Linked DNA regions of Mus musculus: region 2 is linked to region 1. Evidence: chromatin contacts called from ENCODE Hi-C or POLR2A ChIA-PET data. All regions are on one chromosome and are shown on one strand. The core of a region is the stretch at or near the end of the contact, and the rest is flanking DNA. Distances in the headings are between cores, read along the strand shown.

What was found. Hi-C counts contacts between places; a loop is a spot of excess contacts on that map. ChIA-PET counts read pairs that join two places held with the same protein, here RNA polymerase II (POLR2A).
Region 2: a map of v-Abl transformed pro-B cells shows a loop between it and region 1 (2.0-fold over the local background). The contact joins the enhancer-like site here to the promoter of Med13 in region 1. A Hi-C loop is called at or near these places in 1 of 37 maps with a recorded cell type or tissue (v-Abl transformed pro-B cells). POLR2A ChIA-PET finds 5 or more read pairs at or near these places in 3 of 5 experiments (Patski and embryonic stem cell).

What each region holds. Positions count from the first base shown.
Region 1 is chr11:86,354,452-86,360,005 of GRCm38, reverse strand. It overlaps Med13 (mediator complex subunit 13), which reads left to right and starts at 2,410. Exons shown (of 30, transcript NM_001080931.2): 1 at 2,410-2,546; 2 at 4,498-4,732. The coding sequence starts at 2,481.
Region 2 is chr11:86,392,870-86,398,423 of GRCm38, reverse strand. No RefSeq gene overlaps it. Among named protein-coding and RNA genes, the nearest start is that of Gm33528, 11 kb to the right of the region's middle. Within about 2 kb of position 2,455, at least 2 of the 3 ENCODE cell types and tissues checked have a DNase peak (open chromatin) inside an H3K27ac peak, as active enhancers do.

The sequences.
Region 1 (5,554 bases), core at 1,161-3,660:
TCACTGCCTTTTCTCTTATTCTGTAGGAATTGCTTCTCCAGAAATCCCGAGGAACAGGCACATACTCAAAAAATTATTTTTCTTTTCTATTGGAGGAAAAGTCTTGCCACTACCCGAGTCTGGTCTCGAACCCTCAGTCTTCCCGTCTTAGCCTCCCAAGTACGGGACTGCAGATGTGTGCTACCACTTGGTCATGATTTAGAAAATCATTTTAATGGTTAACATTCATGTGATTAAGGAAGCAATGGGACCAGTACTTATGATCAACATTATTTCATCAAACACTTTAGGAGAAAACTACTCTGATTATCCTTGATTTATGATAAACTAATTTGATTTAGGGTCAGATTTGATCTAAGGTCCACTGGCAAGCAGCAGAACTTTCTCTGCAAGTTTTTGGCTTGAGGACCTTAATCAGCACTAAGGTGGACAAAGAGGTGGTGAAGAATACTTTTCATTTTATGGCTAAAAAAGTAAGCTAGAAGAGTCTACTATTTTACAGAGATAATTGTGACTTAAAGTTCTGATAGCTCCTAACTGTTGTCTCTTCTTTTCTTCTTGAGACAGGGTGTTACTATGTAGCCTAGGCTAGCATGGAGCTTCCTTTGTGGACCAGAATGGCTTCAAACTCAGAGATTCCCCCTGCCTCTCCAGAGCTGGGATTAAAAGCTTGTGTCTTTACTCCTGGTATCATTATCTCTTAATCTTTCCCGATTCCTCCCTCGTCTCCTCCTAGAATCCTTTTAAAGTTTGCATGGAAAATGTTTTGAACTCTTCACTGAAGAGTAATCCAGCCCAGAATAATTGTTTGGGAAGGGATTTAACATCATACATGGTTTTTCTTATTCATTTCTAAGTTTTCAAATATCAAGTACCTACTGTGTGCTAGAACATTTTAAGGCACTGGACAGCTATAGCAACAAAGGGTCAGTTCTCCTGATTCTCACTCTCAGAGTTCACGTGTTTCTCAAAGTAACCACAGAAAGGAAGGATGGAAGTATAGTAATGCATGCCTTACACTGCTTATCGGGCGCAGGCACGAGGCTAGTGCTCAGGTTGTATTCATGCATCATATAACAAACATAACATTTGTTTTCCTCATTTTACAGATGAGGAAACTGAGTCACAAAGAGGTAAAAGACTGGCTCCAGCTTCGAATCCTGAACAGCAGGACTTTATTTCTAGTTCATTAACCACAAGACCATATCGTTTCATTTTTTTTACCTCTTTATTATAACTTAAAAAGAGAGGGCGAGGCTGGTGTCTATCCAGCTCTCATTCTTTAGCCCTAGAGTTCTGCGATGTACCCCGGCGGCCTTATGGAGTGAATGAGAATGCATTGGAACGTCTTTCTTTTTCTTTTCTTTTTTCTTTTTCTCTCTCTCTCTCTCTTTTTTTTTTTTTTTTGCCAACTTTCTCTTCCAAAGAATTTGAACTGATTTCCAAGTAATTCTCGATTTTGAAGTGAACCTTCCTGCGCTGCTGCACTTTCCCCAGCCAGCAGAAAGCTAGGGCCAAGACTCGGGTCATCTTAACCGGGGCATCCAGCAGATGGCGCCATGTTAGTAGCCACCAGCTGGCCGCCCGGTCCCCGGGGCTCCGAAAGCTTCCCTGCCCTCCCTCACCGCCTTCTCTCTCCCCCCTCCCTACGGAGCCCGGCCCACGTGACCTCGCGGCGGCCAATGGGCGAGCAGAGAGGGCGAGCTGGTCCCTGTGGCCGCCATTAAAGCGAAGGGAAAACCCGTGAATTCGGATTAAAGGGGGAAAAACACCGCCCGCTGGGCCCACAAAATGGGGGAGACTACGGCGTCCAGGCGGTGAGGCGGCAGGAGAGCAGACGTTAGGCAGGCTTGGCCCAGGGACAACACGAGGACACAGCCGGAGAATGGACTGAGCCCACAGACGCCGCCACCACCTCCGCCGCTGAGGAGACTCTGGGCTTAAGGACATCGCCGCTGCCGGGCCGGGGGCCCGGGGTGCTCTGCCGGTCCTCGCCCTTCCCGCCCCTCCGCGGGCGTCCCCGGGCCGCGGAGAACCCTCCCGGGCTTCTGGGCTCGGCCCGCTCGGACTCGGGCTCTGACTATTTATCGTGTACCTGATTGTTATTATTATTTTTTTGTTTTTCGTTTTTTTTTCTCTTTTCTTCTTTTAAATCTTTTTTTATTTTTCTGGTGGAAGGGACAGACATCCCTTCCCCTCCTCTCCGGAGAGGGACGCGCGTCCGCGGGCTCCGCAGTCCCGGCGGCCGGCCGAGCGCGGCGCGGCCCTCCCGCCTGCGGCCTCGGCCCCGGGCGGCTGGGTGCCTCCGGGCGGCGGGGGCCGCGGCGGCGCCGGGGGGCGGCGGGGAGGGCGGGCGGCCCGGCGGCCTCCTCCCCACCGCCCCCCGCCCTCCCCGGTGTCTGTGTTTCTCTCTCTGGTCGGAGGCGGCGGTAATGGCGGATGGTGGGTTGTGGCGCCGGCGGCGGCTGCTGTGAGGGACGATGAGTTCCTCCTTCGTGTCGAACGGGGCCAGCCTGGAAGATTGTCACTGTAACCTCTTCTGCCTGGTGAGTGCGGGGGCCGCGGGCGGTGGGGGAGGGGGCCGCGCCGTGCGCCCTTGGGCCGTGGGGGAGGGGGTCTGGGTCGCATCCAGATGCCGGTGTCCCCCGGCTAGGCCCCGCCGGAGTCGGCCTCCTCCGAGGCTCTGCGGCCGCCCCGGGAGGCAGCGTCCGCTCACCTACCGACCGGGGCTCTGCTGGGAAGAGGCTTGTCTTTCCCCCCACCCCCTCGGTCTTTCTCCTCCTCCTGTCTTGTTTTGGACTCTTTTCCCCATCCTAGTCTTTTCCTTAACTTGGGCTGCTTATCTGCCCGGATAGTAATATTTTCTTGTGTGCTTCTTGCTTCCCCGCCTCCCCGCCCCCCGCCCCTTGTATCGAACAGTGTATCCCTTTTCCACACTTTCCACGATTGCCCCTGCTCGACTGCCTTTAAGCTCGCTTTTCCCTTGTAAGTGGGCTTCTCTTAAACAGGACCCCCCCAAAAACTTACGTATTAAAACCCTCTTCGTTTTGTAAGTTAAACTAATACAGGGGTAGTGTCCTTATGGGTGACTTCAGATCTTTGTGTAAAAACAGTGTGTGCCGGTTCATATGTTTTCTTTTTAAACTTTGAAAACATTTTGCCATTTTGACAATTTCTAGCCATCTTGCTTTTATTAGAACATTATGTTTTTGTGAGAGTGGAGGGGCAAGTGGAGGAGGTACTGTGGTTTCGCACTAAACGTTCTATATTTGTCTGTTTTGCTTACGTTTTAAGAATGTTTTGAGCTGGCTGTTCCTTTTATTGAACTGAAAAGTCTGGGGCAGCTGGAATTAGGGATGTTCTAGTACGTGTATGTAGGTCGGCCCAAATCGGATAACACTCAAGAGTTAAGACTTTTGTCAAAAGTACCAACTGTTGCAAATATCTAGTCCTGAATTAAACGATAGCCGAGCTTCCTGAATGACTAAGTTAGAGTGACTTTTTTCATTTTTCGTGTGCTCTGAGAAATATTAAGTCTATCATAGGTAAGTGAATTAAGTGGGTGGAGCATAACTAGTTGGCAAGCATAAACTGCCAGTCATGTATCAGCAGTTTCATTTTTGGCACCTTATGCTTTCTGTCACTAAGTTAGAATAAGGAATTACTGAATTTCCTTTGTTGAATCTCTTTCACGATGTGGTAAATGGGGATCTTCAGCACACTTACGTCTTACAGATTAGACTGGTTTTCTTGACATGTCCATTAATCAGCATCTCGTCACATGTAGTAAGATGTACAGCAGGTTTAACGTTTCTGTCTTCCCCAACTGGATCTATTTTTGGCACTTTGGGTTTTTTTTTTTTTTTTTTTTTTTGAAGCTAGATTAGCACAAATCTGACAGCTCTTTGGAAGTGGTTCTTTCCTTGGAGCTGTGTGCTTGTGGAGAATTAACAGGCTTTTTTTTTTTTTCCTTAAGAAAAAAAAAATTCAGATGGTTTTCGTATTAGAGCCATGACTTCTTACAAACCTGGAATGAGAGTCTTTACTTTCCAGTTCACCAAGGATCAAATGTGACTGACAGAGAGGACTGTAGGACAGAGGAGGAGGCTAGACTTACTGTGCAGGCTTAGCATCATTGTCTCATTGGTCAGCTCTGGATATGTTGCATTTATTGTAGACTTGCTACTCAGTGACATCTTTGATAATTTATGTAACAGTTTTGTGTTCTTTTCCTTAAGCTCTTGTTGGTTGAAACATTAGAATTCTTTGCTGTGGTGTTTTTGGTTTGTTTGGTTGTTTATTTTGGTCATATCTTTAGGTACTTAAGCATGCATTAAAAATAGTGATGTTTTAATGAAATCAAGGACTTTATAGTGAATATATATTTTATATATAAATATATAAATAGTATACTTATATTATTATACTTAATAACAAATATTTATTACTTAGAGTGAATGAACAATAATATAGATATTTTGCTTTCTTTTCCTTCAGGCCGACTTGACAGGAATTAAGTGGAAAAGATATGTATGGCAAGGCCCAACTTCCGCCCCTATTCTGTTTCCGGTGACAGAAGAAGACCCCATTTTGAGCAGTTTTAGTCGATGCCTTAAGGCAGATGTACTTGGTGTTTGGCGGCGAGATCAAAGACCTGGAAGAAGAGAATTGTGGATATTTTGGTGGGGTAAAGATCCCAATTTTGCTGACCTTATTCACCATGACTTATCAGGTGAAAGCACTTTATCCTTTTTAACTGTGCCTTAGCAATGTTGTACACTTTCCCAATGTGCTTCTGCTGTGGTGGACGGCCTTGTCAGCCTGGATCTGTAAGAGGGTTGCCATGCTCTGTTTCACCATCTTTGTTTTGGTTTCCTTAAGTTACCTGTGTAGATTCCAGGAGACTTGAACTCTGACTGAGTTTCTTCCTCTACCTCCCGGCTTCTTTCTGTAATTTCTCACAGGCAGTTTGTATCTAGGGAAAGCATTTTCATTAACCTGAGAAAAATGGAATCTGGAAGCATGTTATTTTTACAGTTATATAATAGTCTTGAAGCCAAGTGTAACTCACCTTTGAGTCTAGTTTGCTGTGTTCTTTTTTGTCTGACCCCGTGGGCAGGCCTAGAAATGTAACTTTGTTTGGCATAGATTTTCAAAAGTATAGTTGTATTTTAATATTATTTATGATTATGTATTAACTCGGGGAGGCATATGCTGTTTTTGGGGGGTGGGGGGTGGGAGGGTCTTTAGACCCTGCTTCGTCAAAGGGTATATTAGTAAGGACAAGGGCCATCTCATTAACTTTTAAAGGACAAAGGTCATTATCTGAAAGGTTGTACAGAAACGGTTTATTATGAGCACATCAATATTTCTTTTTTTTTTATTTTCTTGACTTTTAGGGCCAAATATACTTTAGAAAGAAACTATAGCCCTTTATGAAAATTACTGGTTATGTTTATTTTAAACTCAGTGTAAGTGTATCTTTGACTAGATACTCTCGGAGGGAACCAAGTTCTAGTTTGATAAGAGTTTTGACAGCTAAATTGAAAATTTT
Region 2 (5,554 bases), core at 1,206-3,705, 38 kb before region 1:
ACTTAAGCCCTACATCACCTATAACTTCTAAGGCCCCCCCCCCATCTGCCAGGTAGGCCCCTCATCCAAAAGCCTTCACAACCTCCCTAGGCAGTGCTACCATCTTGACTAAGTGTTTGACTGCAAGAGCCTGTAGAGGCCATTTTGCATTTGAATCCTAACAAGTAAAGAAAATGGGGAACCAAGAGACTGAAGGGGTAAGATGATGGTGACAATGGTCATTACTTTCAGCTGTCTCCGTTTCATTATGGAACGACATGCAGTAGAGTTTTGGGGTGTTTTTGTTTTGTTTTGTAAACGTGGATTCTCTGTGTAGTTCTGACTATCCTGGAACTGGCTCTATAAACCAAGATGACCTCAAACTCAGAGATCTGCCTGCCTCTGCCTCTCGAGAGCTGGGATTAAAGGCCTGCACCACCATGCCCAGCTCAGTCCATTTATTATGATGAAGGACAGAGGTTCCTTTGGGTGAGCTGAGTACAACTATCTGCCAACTACCTGAAAGACTTTCTTTCTGGTAAGAGAAGCATTTAACAGGGATGTGTGCTTGTTCTCCAGGGTGTCCACTCTGCTAAAACTGCCATCCCGAAGGGCCGATGTGTTTTAGATGCAAGCGTCTTTAGCTACGAAGACGCCAGTGCAATTTGTACAGCTGTGTAATGGGAACCACTGAAAAGCGAGTTAATACATTATTCTCCTCACAGAGCAGCAGTTTGATTCCTATGACTTCTTGGCACATCTGTTTGGGATATAAATCCTGAGCAGAGTGAGCAGTCACTTTCTAAATCTTCAAAATGCTTTACTAAGCAAAGTCTTTAGTGTGGTTAAGGGGAGAGGAAAATTAATAGACTCCCAAGTGAGTGCAGTCATCTCCTCACTGCAGAATGTTTAAGGCAGGTGCAGGTGGGTCTGGGGACTTGCAGAACATACAGGATGAGGGAGAGCACCTCTGCGGACCTCCAAGGACCAGAGGTGAATTCTCTTGCCAACCTGAGATAATTAGAGAGGGCCTTTGGGGAGTGGGTTGCCCATGTTTACAACAGCCCTATTTTTTTTCTTATTGGCAAGAGCTCAAATTACACTTGACTAGGCTTCACAAGAGATGACAATTATGACTGGCCATGCTCATATCTCTAGCCGGTGAAAATTCTACCTATCCACCCGACTAAGTGGGCAGTGAGTCACATGACCCTGATCACAGTTATCTGGATACCTGCCCGATGTGTGGCTATAAACCATATCCAGCAACCTTTGTCCTGTGTGCTTTGGTTTTAAGAGATAAGCAGAAGTCAAGCCTTCTCTCTTGGGAACCTGCAGTGAGGCACAGAGGGAAGCTTCAAGTAGGTTGTGGGCTAAAACCAGAAGACCATAGAGATGCAGAGGCTAGAGGGGTCAGTTGTTTGCAGTCCGGTTGAGAAGGCTAGTGAAGAGGGGAGGTAGGCTGAGTGGGAGTTCAGGAGGGCCCAAGAGAGAAAGGCAATGGCGTTCTCTAGTGCTCGGCTGCAGGCTGCCCAGCTCAGCTGACCCAGGTTTTTGATAGACATAGTTTTCCTGAGTCTTCCTTTTGACCAGCCTAGGAGTAACATATCTTTAGTAATTTGACTGTTTCTAGTAACCAACAGTTTGGATCAGATAGCTCATCAACATTCTGCCTCATGCTGCTCTAGTTATTAATGTGTCCACTCTTCAAAAGCTCCCTGTTTGGTTGCCGTTTCAGTGGGGCCCCTCCATCTCTAGTCAAAGAAAACCACATCAATGGCTGTAAAAGGGGCGGGTATTGCAAGGGCTGGTGTCTGATGCCAAAACCCAGCCTGAAGGAGAGGAGGCTCCTGGGACCAAGGACACAAGGCCTTTTAGGACTTTAGCTTGATCCTCCTCCTCCCCTTCTTCCTCCTTCTCCTCTTCTTCCTCTTCTTCCTCCTCTTCCTCCTTCTCCTCCTCTTCTTCTCCCTCTTTCTCTTCTGTTTAGTGAGACAGGGTTTTCCAGTGTTATCCAAGCTGACCTCAAACTCACTCTGTAGCCCAGAGTGGCCTCAAACTCATAATCTTCTTGCCTCTGCCACCTAAATGCTGGGGTTATAGTTATGTACTACCAAACCTGGCTTAATTGACACCTGGACCAATGTGTGGCTATGAATTAATTGAAAGTTTTTCATTCCTGCAAGTTGTCCTCTGATACACAAACACACACACACACACACACACACAAATAAATAAATAAACATGCCTGTCTTGATATAAAATATATTTGTGTAAGAAGGAAGGCAAACAGGCTCTTCTTTGAATTTCTTCATCAGCAAATGACAGGCAATAGAATGGTTAGGAACCTGGTAGAAGGGGAGCTGACCATCCCTGATAGCAGATCTCTTTACACTGTCACAGGAGGGGGGCGGGGGGATCTAAAGCCAATGCTTGCAAAGAGCCAAGACACACCTACCCATGGCCACCGGAGGGTGCCAGATCACTGGGCTAAGTGCCCGGTCCAGGCTCCGTTTTCAACAATTCTAGGAGGCTGGTCTGTGAACTGAAAGAGGAAAGAGCTGATCCAGGCATATGCCTTGCTTACTGGGGGTGTTGTTAAGTTCTAGGGACCTGGGACAAGCCTGGAGAACTGGGGCAGGACCTTTGGCAAACTCAGAGCCTCAGGAAATCCTAGGATGGGCTCTGTCTGCTCTAAGGTTTCAAATTACCACGTCTGGAAGAGAGCAGGCCATTAAGACGTCAGGACAAGAGAATGCTCAGGGAGATGAGGAAACAGATTGGAGTTGAAGAACCTCTACAGAAGTCGGATAGGGTCAAGAGAGCAAGAGAAAGATATGACCCGTGGCAAATGGAGCTGAAGGCAGCCGCTTTGTGGTGCATCTGTCCTGCAGGCTGTCTTCTGGGAGCACCCTGCCACAATTCAGACTGGGCTGTAAAATTATTTTTCAATCTTAAAGTAAACTCTATTGATTAACGCAACCATACACCGAGATAATAGATATTAAAGCACAAAGTTATAATGACATCTATAAAACCCCAAGGTTAGTTAATGTATAATTATCTAATGTGTGCAGTATTACTTGTCAGTGCTTATCTGTACCTGTTTGCGCACTGCTGGAACCAACACATTGTGGTCTGAATTTGTAGAAAAGGGAGAAAATTCTACTAATCAGAAGACCAGAAAATAGTCAAGAAACAATTTAGGCTGTGGAAAACAAGGAGAGTGTAGGCAAATGACAATAATAAAAAAATATATATTTCATGGTGTCACATCTCTGTAATCCCAGCACTTGGGAAGTAGAGGTATCACGAGTTCCAGACCAGCCTGCACTACATAGCCAGATCCTGTCTCAAAAAACCTGAAAGAGGGCTGGCGGGATGTCTCAGTGGGTCACTGGGGTAAAGGCCTGACTGCGATCCCCAGGACCCATATGATAAAAGAGAGACTCCTGAAAGTTTTATCTGACCTTCACTCTTGTGCTATGGCCCACACGAGCCCACACACTTACAAACAAGCAAAATAAACAAATAAATAAATGTAAAAAAAGCAAGAACATTATTTGTATTCCCATCCATCGTAATTGGCCTTTGAGCCAGGCAGTGGTGCCGCATTCCTTTAATCCCAGCACTTGGGAGGCAGAGGCAGGCAGATTTCCGAGTTCGAGGCCAGCCTGGTCTATAGAGTGAGTTCCAGGACAGCCAGGGCTACACAGAGAAACCTTTTCTCAAAAAAAAAAAAAAAAAAAAAAAAAAAAGGCCTTTGAATCTTATTTTTAAAAACAGAGTTTATGAGCATGTTCAGTTTGATATTCTTTTATATCTACTGTCATCTCATAAATGTCTCTATAATAAAATTATTTTTCATGGCTGCATATGGAACCCTGAATTTTATGTGTGTTTATCACAAATTACTACTTATTCTGTAGTTAAATACTAAATTTGTTTTCAGTAATAATTATGGTACACCCTTTTATGCATAAAACTTTCTTCATATTCTTATTTATATCCCTAAAAGGCATTCTTTTTTAAAAAAAATTTATCTACTTATTTTGTGTGTTTGTGAATATATAATATGTATATATATGTCTGCATGTGAAGTCCAGAGGGTAGCCTTGGATGTTGGTCACCACCTTCTGCTTTGTTTGAGGTAGGGTCTATCTTGTTGGTTGACACTGTATTGCATGCTCCAGGCTAGCTCCCCCACGTTTCTAGGGGATTCTTGTCTCTGTCTCCCGTCTCACTGTTAGAGTTCGGGGATTGCAGATGCGTAGCTACATTTGCCTTTCACGTGGGTTCTGAGGATGTGAATGCAGTTTATCAGTCTTGCTCAGCAAGTGCCTTTACTGGCGAAGCCCACCTCCTGGCATTTTCAGAAGTTATTGAATAAAAACAGATTTAATGTTACTATTAATTTTAGTTCTGTATGTGTGTATGCAAGTGTGGGTGACTGCAGAGTCCCTGGAGTTGGGAATTACAGACAAGTTATGAACCATCTAAGAACCAGGCTCTGCCCCTCTGGAAGAACAGCAAGCTCTCTTACCTGCTGTGTCACCTCTCCAGATCCCTGGGAAGCTATCTTGAAAATAACATTTGCATTTATTTTTAATATATCTTACTATAGAAAAGATACAGCTTTTACAATATTAAGTGTTCTCTCTGACTCTCTCTCTCTCTCTCTCTCTCTCTCTCTCTCTCTCTCACACTCTGTGTGTGTGTGTGTGTGTGTGTGTGTGTGTGTGTGTGTGTCTTGTAGATAAGGTCCTAAAGAGTAGTGGACGCCTTTAATCTTAGCACTTAGGAGGGATGGATGGATCTCTGTAAGTTCAAGGCCAGCCTGGTCTACATAGCAAGTTCCAGGACAGCTAGATCCTATTTTCAAAACAAAACAAGAAGATAAGAATGTTACTATGCAGCATCGATTGGTCTGGAGCTTGCTATGTAGACCACAGTATCCCTAAATTCAGGATCAGTCTGTCTCCCCCTTCCAAGTGCTTGGATTAAAAGTGTATGCCATTTCTACTTATTTTTGAGACGCGATCCCATGTATCCCAGGTTAGCCTGGAACTTCTTGGGTAGCAGAGGGTGACCTTGAACTTGATATCCTTCCTCTGCTTCCTTAGTGCTGGGATATAATTACAGCAAGTGCCCACAGGTCTTGTTTTTATATGATGTTGGGGATCCAAACCCCAGCTTTGTGCAAGCACTCTACCAATTGAGCCAAATTCCTAGTCTCTAGTGTTCCAAATGTAATCTTTTTTTTTTTTCAGATTCTCTCTAAATAGCCCTGGCTGTCTTAGAACTCACTATGTAGACCAAGCTGGCCTTGAACTCACAGAGATCTGTCTGCCCCTGCCTCTGAAGTGCTGGGATTAAAGGCACACACCACTACAACTGGCTTGTAAGTTTACCTTCTTATATTTAAAGCCCGGCAGTTTCCTTTGGAGTTGTGATATGAGTTGACAATCAGTATACTTTCATAGAAAGGCAAAGTTTAGCCACCAATGCCAGGTCCTCACCTTGCTGGTGACTGGGGTCTCCCCATCTCCTTCCTGGTGACTCTGATTTCATGCTA